2 separate regions of the Homo sapiens genome follow, and region 1 is linked to region 2. The links are chromatin loops, found by intact Hi-C in ENCODE. Cell type or tissue: mammary epithelial cell. All regions are shown on one strand. Links, peaks and the distances in the headings refer to the core of each region. The heading gives the core; the rest is flanking DNA.

Region 1 (2,500 bases), core at 1-2,500, 100 kb after region 2:
AGAATATGTATCCTTTAAAATTGACATTGTGTTTCTCTTTTTAAAAAATTTCTGTTATTTGTCTTTTTTTAAAACTTCAGAGCAGCACCACCTGTAGATGGTGTCTTACTGACTTAATATTGTAAATATTTAATACCAGTTTTAAGTTAGAAATTATTACTTAATGTTAACATGAACTTTTTCTCTAAGAGATAATTGTCTGTAGCTGTTTGGTAAAATGTAGGAAAAATACGCTAAATATAAGCTATTAGTTTTGGTTATTTTTGGTTTGAGTTATATTAATTGTGTATTACATATTTTCATTTGCTATTTATTGTTTAAGCAGTGACTTTGTATTGATATTGTCCTTTTTAAAAATGCCATGCTATTGGTCATTCTAATTTCTAACAGGATATTGCCCCCACCATCTGTCATTAACAATTTTTTTTTATGTGTTCTGAGAACTAATTACAGTTTTAACCAACTTTTTAGTGACTTTCTAACATGTAAAAACCCGATTGACATGCTAACCATCACATGACTTTGAAATTTTGGGCCTTTGAAGTATGCAATTTATAGTGTAAATTGATTTTTTTTTAAATGTCTCTATTTGCCTTCTGCAGTGGACTTCATCATTTTTCATTTATTTGTTTTATCTCAGGGGAAGGCCTTTCAGCCTCCCGCCACTCTTTGCGAACAGGTCTGTCTGCCTCAAACCTTTCCTTGAGAGGAGAATCACCTTTATCTCTTCTTCTTGGTCATCTTCTTCCTTCTTCAAGAGCTGGAACCCCTGCAGGCTCAAGGTGTACAACCCCAGTACCCACCCCTCAAAACAGTCCTCCTTCTAGCCCTAGCATCAGCCGCCTGACCTCCAGAAGTTCCCAAGAGAGTCAGCGTCAGGCCCCAGAACTACTGGTTTCACCTGCCAGTGATGATATTCCCACAGTAGTAATTCATCCGCCTGAGGAAGACTTAGAAGCAGCGCTGAAAGGCGAGGAGCAGAAGAATGAGGAAAATGTTGACTTAACTCCAGGCAACTATCCAAAATCCTCCATGTGTGGTGCTTTCTGCCTCTGAGTCACTTGCACTTGGAATGCCTTTTAGCACATAGCTTAAGCAGCATATGTAGATAATGCTTATAATTTATTTTGACTTCTGCATGTTTTTTTTTCTTTATGATAGATTGTGTTAGGTTGGTGCAAAAGTAATTGCGGTTTTCGCCGTTGAAAGTTTGCTTTACTTTCAATGGCAAAAATTACTTTCAGTGGCAAGAACTCAATTGCTTTTACACCAACCTAATAAAAAAGAGTAAGATTATTAAAAATTTGAGTTACAAAAAGACTACAAAGAAGACTACACATAATTTAAGCCCTTTTAAAAAGTTTCACTTAGATTTAAAGGTCAAGACATTTGAACACTTCAGTAAAACATAGTCATTTTTTATAATGTTTTAATTTGCCATGAACTTATTTTATATTTATTTATGTATTTATTTTTATTAGACCGAGTCTCACTCTGTTGCCCAGGCTGGAGTGCAGTGGTGTGATCTCAGCTCACTGCAGCCTCTGCTCCCTGGGTTCAAGTGATTCTCATGGCCTCAGCCTCCTGAGTAGCTGGGACTACAGGACTGAGCCACCACGTCTGGCTAATTTTTTGTATTTTTTTGTGGAGACATGTTTTCACCATGCTGGCCAGGCTGGGTGAACTTTTTTTTTTTTTTTTTTTGGAGACGGGGTCTTGCTTTGGAGGCTGGCATGATCTCAGCTCACTGTAACCTCCACCTCCTGGACTCAAGCAATCCTCCTGCCTCAGCTTCCCAGTTAACTGGGACTCAGGGGCGTGTCACCATGCCTGGTTAATTTTCGTGTTTTGTAGAGACCAGGTCTCACCATGTTGCCCAGGCTGGTCTTGAACTCCTGGGCTTAAGTGATCCACCCACCTTGGCCTACCAGAGTGCTGAGATTACAGGTGTGGGCCATTGATTGCGTCTTGCCTTGGTAGCTTGGTTTTGTGTGTGTGTGTGTGTGTGCATGCAGTTCACTCATAAGGTGAATGAACACATACAAATAAATTATAGTGAAGTGATGTGCCTTAAATAGGGATAGAGTCATACTCTGTCACCCAGGCTGGAGTGCAGTGCCACAATCATAGCTCACTGCAGTGCCACAATCATAGCTCACTGCAGCCTTGAACTCCTGGGATCAAGCAATCCTCCTGACTCAGCATTCTGAGTAGCTGAGACTACAGGCACATGCCACAACATCTGGCTAAGTTTTTTGTAGAGACGGTATCTTGCTGTGTTGCCCAGGCTGGTCTTGAACTCCTGGCCTCAAGCAATCCTCCTGCCGTAGCCTCCCAAAATGCTGGGATTATAGGTGTGAGTCACCAGGCCCAGCCATACCTTTTTTTCTATTTAATGCTTTTCTCCAAAGAATGTAGTACATTTTAGGCTTTTTTTTTTTGCTTGGGCGGGTGGGGTGGAGAGACAGGTTCTTACTCTGTTGCCTAGACTGGAGCGCAG
Region 2 (6,856 bases), core at 2,013-4,512:
TCTTACCAATGTAAATAAATATCTTTCTACAGTCCCTTGGGTCTAATTTTCCTTAAGAAAAAAATGGTGTTGATCTTGATACTTTTTTTCATAATCAATTTGATCAGTATTTTAGAAACCCAACCTGAAGTAGCTTAGGCCAAAAACAAAACAAAACAAAACGAAAAGGCCGGCGCGGTGGCTCACGCCTAAAATCCCAGCACTTTGGGAGGCCGAGGAGGGCGGATCACCTGAGGTCAGGAGTTCATAGACCAGCCTGGCCAACATGGTGAAACCCCATCTCAACTGAAAATACAAAAAAATTAGCTGGGCGTGATGGCGGGTGCCTGTAATCCCGGCTATTTCGGGAGGCTGAGGCAGGAGAATCGCTTGAACCCAGGAGGCAGAGATTGCAGTGAGCGGAGATCACGCCATTGCACTCCAGCCTGGGCAACAAGAGTGAAATTCTGTCTCAAAAAAAAAAAAAAAAAAAGGAGAAGGTAGTGGTGATCATCTTTAAAAAGTATTCTGGCATATGTTATCCCTAAGTGGCAAGCTGAATGATCTTAGGGACAAATAGAACCAGAAACTGAAATGCAGCCAGCACTTTCTCTGTCTCATCTCTCCAAGTGTGAGCTCTTTTTTTTTCTTTCTGAAAATTGGCTTCCTCCATATGGCAAGGAACACCACATCTCCAAATTTCACACCCCATGCTCTCATACAAGAGAATATGGGATTCTCTGCCAAACTAGCCTGACTTGGGACAGGCACACTGATAATCTACAGCTAAAGAATCAGGATGACAGCAAAGACATGGCCCCTAGGTACCGACTTCTTGGATATCTTGAGCTGAATGAGCATGGAAGCAACTTGATGGGTTGTCATAAGATTTGAGAACATCTCATCAGTCACTTTTCTGAGAAAAGATACCCAAGGTTAAGTGAGATAAGAGCAGAATTCTTCTGAAAAAGTGTTAACAAGTCAGTCTGCCAGAGTCTGATCCCAGGTCTTCATGTTTTTCATAGAATTTTAATTTTAATTTTTTTTTTTTTTTTTTTTACAGGCAGGGTCTTGCCCTGTTGCCCAGGGTGGAGTGAAGTGGTGCAATTGTAGCTCAGGGCAAGCTTGAACTCCTGGGCTCAAGTGATCCTCCCACATCATCATCCTGAGTAGCTGGGACTACAGACGCACACCACCATATCTAGCTAATTTTTAACCTTTTTGTAGAGACAGGGTCTCACTATGTCGCCCAGGCTGCTCTCAAGCTCCTGGCCTCAAGTAATCCTCCTGTCTTGGTATTCCAAAGAGCTGGGATTAAAGGCAGGAGCCAAACAACTGGTCACTTTTTTGAGAGAATTTTTAAAGATGTGTCATGAATACCAGGCTAGTTAGGCATAAAGTCACAATTAGGTGTGTGTGTTGTTTTGCTTTGGAATGGGCCTGGGGCATCTTTCAAATGTATATGCCCACAAGTAAATGGGTAGTTCAGGAAGTTCTTTTGTAATATCCACAAATAATTATCCTTAAAAACAAGTAACTGAGACATTAATGAAAAAATATTCTGCAAACACTGAAGCCTTTTATTTTAAAATGTCAAGGTCTCAGGAATACAACTCCAAGTTTATAATCTTTATTTTCCACTTAGTGGTGATATGCATTATAATTTTTTCTCCCCTAAATGAGAATGCTTTGAATCAAATAATACTTCTTCCTTCCGCTGTGTCTGTGCCAACAGTGGCAGCTGAGTTCATTTTCATTACCTCAGCATTGTTACCAAGAGTTTAAATAGGTTGACTAACATTTGGAACACCAGGACAGAGGCTCTGTTTTTCTGGGCTTTGTAAAATACCTAATATAGTGACAATATGTGGGCATACAGATATATTGTAATTATATACTAGAAATGACACAGAGTACCTAGACTCCTCTGGGTAGAAAAAAGCCAAGCTTTGATTTCCACACTCAAACCAGCTGAAAAGTCAGAGCTTTTTTTCATTTGTAATTCCTCACTTTCTGAAAGCAAACTGAAATGCCTGTGGCCAAATGCCTTCTCTGAGTCAAATCCAGGTTGAGTCCTCCATGAGCTCAAAACCTGCTCTGTGTGTGTGTGTGTGTGTGTGTGTGTGTGTGTGTGTGTGTGGTCATCTTGATTTCTTTCAACCATCTTAAATGGCTTGATTTATTGCCCAATGTCACTGAAATAAAAACTAGCCGTTAGGGTAGCCCAAATTGTCAAATCACTGGTTTTCAAGCTGCTGTTTTTTGGTTCCTGGTCCTGGCATGACACCGTGACTTTATAGAACATTCTCCATTGTAGAATTCTGGGTGGTCTTGAGGTCCTTTCCCAGTACTAAACGGTACCAGGCATAGCACCAATGGGAGGAACATCAGGAAGATGTCCTTTTTTTTTTTCTTTTTTTTTTTTCTGAGACAGAGTCTCACTCTGTCTCCCAGGCTGGAGTGCAATGGTGCTATCTCGGCTCACCGCAACCTCCACCTCCCAGGTTCAAGTGATTTTCCTGCCTCAGCCTCCTGAGTAGCTGGGATTACAGGCGTATGCCACTACACCTGGCTAATTTTTGTATTTTTAGTAGAGACGGGGTTTCACCATGTTGGTCAGGCTGGTCTCGAACTCCTGAACTTGTGATCTGCCTGCCTTGGCCTCCCAAAGTGCCGGGATTACAGGCGTGAGCCACCGCACCCGGCCGGAAGATGTCATTTCAAAGCCATGTTGTTCTTTCAGATTCTAGAGTTGATGGTTAACACTGGCAGTCCCTCCTGACTGCCCTCCCGACGCACACTCCCAGGCTAATGAGGAAAAGTCCTAGAGAGCAGCATCAGATGCTTGTTCATGTATAGAGTTTGGTCAACATCACCAGCCCCGGCCCTCCTCTAGCTGACAAACAGGCAGTTGTCTATTTTGGCTTTGACTAGACTCTACTTCCGTTTACCTCAGTCATATCCTTTTTAGATTTGTTTCTCTCCCTTCCCCCACCTTCCTCTTTCCCACTGTTATTTATAAACGTTATACACTTGTTTACAGAGAAAAGAACAAACTTTAAAATTAATTGTTGATACAATTGCCAAATGAATAATGTCCAGGTGTCCGCTTTTAAGCATCACAGGCATCTCTAGTCATCGCTTTTTAGTTGTTACCCTAGGATTGAGAAGACCAACAGCAGGAAAGGTGGTGACTCACACTCAGAACCCAAAAAACAAACACCCACTAATGACTCACACCCTGGAACCAGGGAGATTTTGAGACTTTCTTTTGCTGAAAAAATGCATATGCAAACAACATTCCCATCACCAGGAGGCCAAGCTGGCTCTTCCTGCACGGAATGGGGCTCTGCTGAGGTGGCTGCGAGTCAGGGATGTGTCACCGACCCAGGGATGGAGTTTACTGGGTTAGTAGATGGAGGGCAGCTAAAACTAGAATTTCTTCTTTGCTTTTTTCCAAATGCCTGCTGGAGAAAATCCGATGTATCCTGTGTGAGTCAGTTGTGAGTGTATCTGCTGGGATAAGGGCAAGTTAAGTCACCACTCTCCATCCCCTCTGCTTGTTTTAATTGTGATTTTAATTAGCACGCAGGTCATCTGAGCAGAGGTGTGGCCTTTCATCTGAATGTGGATTTTCTGTCTGTGTGGTCCTTGATTGGCTACTTGGATCTTATAATGATAAAAGAATTTTTAAAGTACCTTTTCTTTCCAAAGTTTAGGGCTTTACTGAACTTTAAATATAAACTTAGGGCCCTCTGTTTATATTTAGATAAAAAAAGAATTGTGAAGATAAAGGATCTTTTGTGGCAAAGTGCTTTGAAACCCTGAGATGAAAGGGAACCCGTAAAGAGAAATTAACCTCATTTATTTTTTAAGCAGCATTTTGCTGCGTGTGTGGACAAATGTAATTTGAGGCAGCTTGAATTAAGAGCCTTGTCTTCACTCCACTCATAACCCTCCCTGTCTCCAACTGAGTCGAAGCACCTCTTTTTTCTTTCACTTCTCTATTCCTCAAGCCAGAGCTTGTCTGGTAGGGAAGGCAAATTCAGGCTTGTAATCCATCCTCTCCCCCCAGGTCTGACTACTCCCTGGCTGGACTTCCGCAGGGGCACCCAGTCCCCTTTGTGGAAGATCCAAAGCTCAACACAGAAAGGGAAAAGCAAGATGTGTGGAGTGGGAGACTTGCTTGGCTTTGCTTCCATTACTTTTGAGAACTCTCATTACATTCCTGAATCCACTGATGCATAGGTGGCAAAGCATTCAAAAGCGCTTTGGGGCAAGACTACTATTTAACTGAGACACACTGGTACCACCACGCCTATTACTAAAATATTAAAATATTTATATTTTGATTTGTAAATAGCCATTGCCCATGCCTTCACCATTGTCAAATATTTTTAATTGTACCAATTGTTTGTAAGCTAGGAGAGGGTTTACCTTCTTAGTTTCACACAGTGTTTAGCCTATCTTGTATATACTAATATGCATATTATGCATAGTATTTGAAATGCATATACTAATTGGTTAGGGGAAGAGAATGCAAAATTCCAGCTGCGTTTTTAGGCTGTCAGGGTAGTGAGAGACCAGTTTGGAGTCTCCCTACAAACTGTATTTGAGTGCTTCTAAGACAGAATTTAGAACTCGAGTTCTCCCATTCATTCTCTTTGGGATTCTGAACCAAGGGAGGGCACACAAAAGGATCGGTGACTGGATAGGAAACAATACCCTTCTACTTAGGAAGCACCAGCTGAAGGCCTAATAACCTCTGGGAGTCTGTGCTGGAGGCAAGGCCCAGGCCTGGGGCTAAAGTTCTCTACTTTCCAATCCGGAGATTCTCAGAGACCCTGTTCCGGGTGCAGAGATACTGAGACACAGGGGGCCAACGTTCCTGAGCCCACCACTTTAAGGCAAGTGGCCTGGCCAGAGAAAAATGGTCCAGTTCACCCAAGTGCTAGAAATACAGGAGAAAGAATGAAGCTTGGTCTCTGCTTTTGAGGTACACCCCCAAAATGTGGCCCCATTAATGTCTCAGATTTTGACCAACCACAACTTTTCTTCTGGTCGGTAAGAATGGAGGATGAGACCCTATTGAGAAAGCCCAAACATTGAAGCGGTGGCCTGCCCCTCCACACCTGTGGGTATATCTCGTCAGGTGGGAAGAGAGACTGAGTAAAGAAATAAGACACAGAGACAAAGTATAGAGAAACAACAGTGGGCCCAGGAGACCGGCACTCAGCATACCAAGGACCTACACAGGCACTGGTCTCTGAGTTCCCTCAGTTTTTATTGATTACTATTTTCACTATCTCAGCAAGAGGAATGTGGTAGGAGAGCAGAGTGATAATAAGGAGAGGATCAGCAAGAAAATATGTGAGCCAAGGAATCTGTGTCACAATTAAGTTTAAGGAGAGGTACTATGCCTAGATGTGCACGTAGGCCAGAGTTATGTTTCTATCCGCCCAAACATTTCAGTGGAGTAAAGAATAACAAAGCAGCATTGCTGCCAACATGTCTCGCCTTCTGCCATAGGGCGGTTTTTCTCCTATCTCGGAATTGAACAAATGTACAATCGGGTTTTATACCGAGACATTCAGTTCCCGGTGCAGGCAGGAGACAGTGGCCTTCCTCTATCTCAACTGCAAGAGGCTTTCCTCTTTTACTAATCCACCTCAGCACAGACCCTTCACAGGTGTCAGGCTGGGGGACGGTCAGGTCTTTCTCATCCCATGAGGCCATATTTCAGACTATCACATGGGGAGAAACCTTGGACAATACCCGGCTTTCCAGGGCAGAGTTCCCTGCGGCTTTCCGCAGTGCATTGTGCCTCTGGTTTATCGAGACTAGAGAATGGCGATGACTTTTACCAAGCATAGTGCTTGTAAACATTTTGTTAACAAGGCATATCCTGCACAGGCCTAGATCCCTTAAACCTTGATTCCATACAACACATGTTTTTGTGAGCTCAAGGTTGGGGCAAAGAGGTTAGGGCAAAGAGGTTGCGGCAAAGTTACAGATTAACAGCATCTCAGGACACAGCAATTGTTCAGGGTACAGGTCAAAATGGAATTTCTTATGTCTTCCCTTTCTACATAGACACAGTAACAGTCTGATCTCTCTTTCTTTTCCCTACAAACATCACCCAGAGTATGCATTCATTTAACTACCAAGTGACAGTGGGGTCGAGTTAAAAGTGCAGGTTGGCCTGGCAGAGGGAGGGATACCCAACTTCTCTCCCCATAACATGTACTTCTCTCTACCCCTCCTTGGGCTCTGATGAGATTTGGAAATGGCAGATAGCCCAGTCTCATAAACTCACACTTAGGGCTGTGGTTCTTTCCCTTGGCTACACATTGGAATCATTTGAGGTAGGTTGAAAGATAGATTCTGATTTAATTGTCTAGGATGCATCCTGAGCATCAGGATTTTTTTAAATCTTTCCGTATGAAGCTTACAAATAGTCAGATTTGAGAACCACTCCAGATGGCCTCTGAGAGGAAGAACCTCATCTTTTTTCTTTTCTTTTCTTCTTTCTTTTTTGAGACAGTGCCTCACTCTGTTGCCAAGATTGGAGTCCAATCGTGTGACCATGGCTCACTGCAATCTCCAGTTAATGGGCTCAAGCAATCCTCCTGCCTCAGCCTCTTGATTAGCTAAGATTACAGTTGCTTGCCACCATGCCCGGCTAATTATTTTATTTTTTGGATAGACAGGGTCTGGCTTGATGGCCAGACTGATCTTGAACTCCTGGCCTCCTTTGCCCCAACCTTGAGCTCACAAGTCCTCAAGAGATCCCACATCAGCCTCCCAAAAGTGCTGGGATTACAGGCAGGAGCCATCGTGTCTGGCCTGCATAATTTCAAGTGATGTAACAGCATCA

What was found. A loop is a pair of places that touch in the nucleus more often than their neighbours do. Peaks named below come from ENCODE experiments on the same cell type or tissue, not always from the same donor. Only the 100,000 strongest peaks of a DNase experiment are listed, where the experiment ranks them.
Region 1: a loop joins it to region 2, with 12 times the contacts of the local background. A loop is called at or near these places in 3 of 110 quality-filtered maps.

What each region holds. Positions count from the first base shown.
Region 1 is chr3:27,429,810-27,432,309 of GRCh38, reverse strand. SLC4A7 (solute carrier family 4 member 7) reads left to right here. Exons shown (of 26, transcript NM_001321103.2): 7 at 641-1,012. Among named protein-coding and RNA genes, the nearest start is that of SLC4A7, 53 kb to the left of the region's middle. In mammary epithelial cell, for the core only: no CTCF peak of the experiment used is centred there; a DNase peak (open chromatin) is centred at 1,009.
Region 2 is chr3:27,530,499-27,537,354 of GRCh38, reverse strand. No RefSeq gene overlaps it. Among named protein-coding and RNA genes, the nearest start is that of SLC4A7, 50 kb to the right of the region's middle. RefSeq lists a silencer at 3,203-3,497 and enhancers at 2,865-3,808, 3,809-4,751. In mammary epithelial cell, for the core only: a CTCF peak has its summit at 3,285; DNase peaks (open chromatin) are centred at 2,044, 3,314 and 3,994; H3K27ac peaks cover 2,500 bases.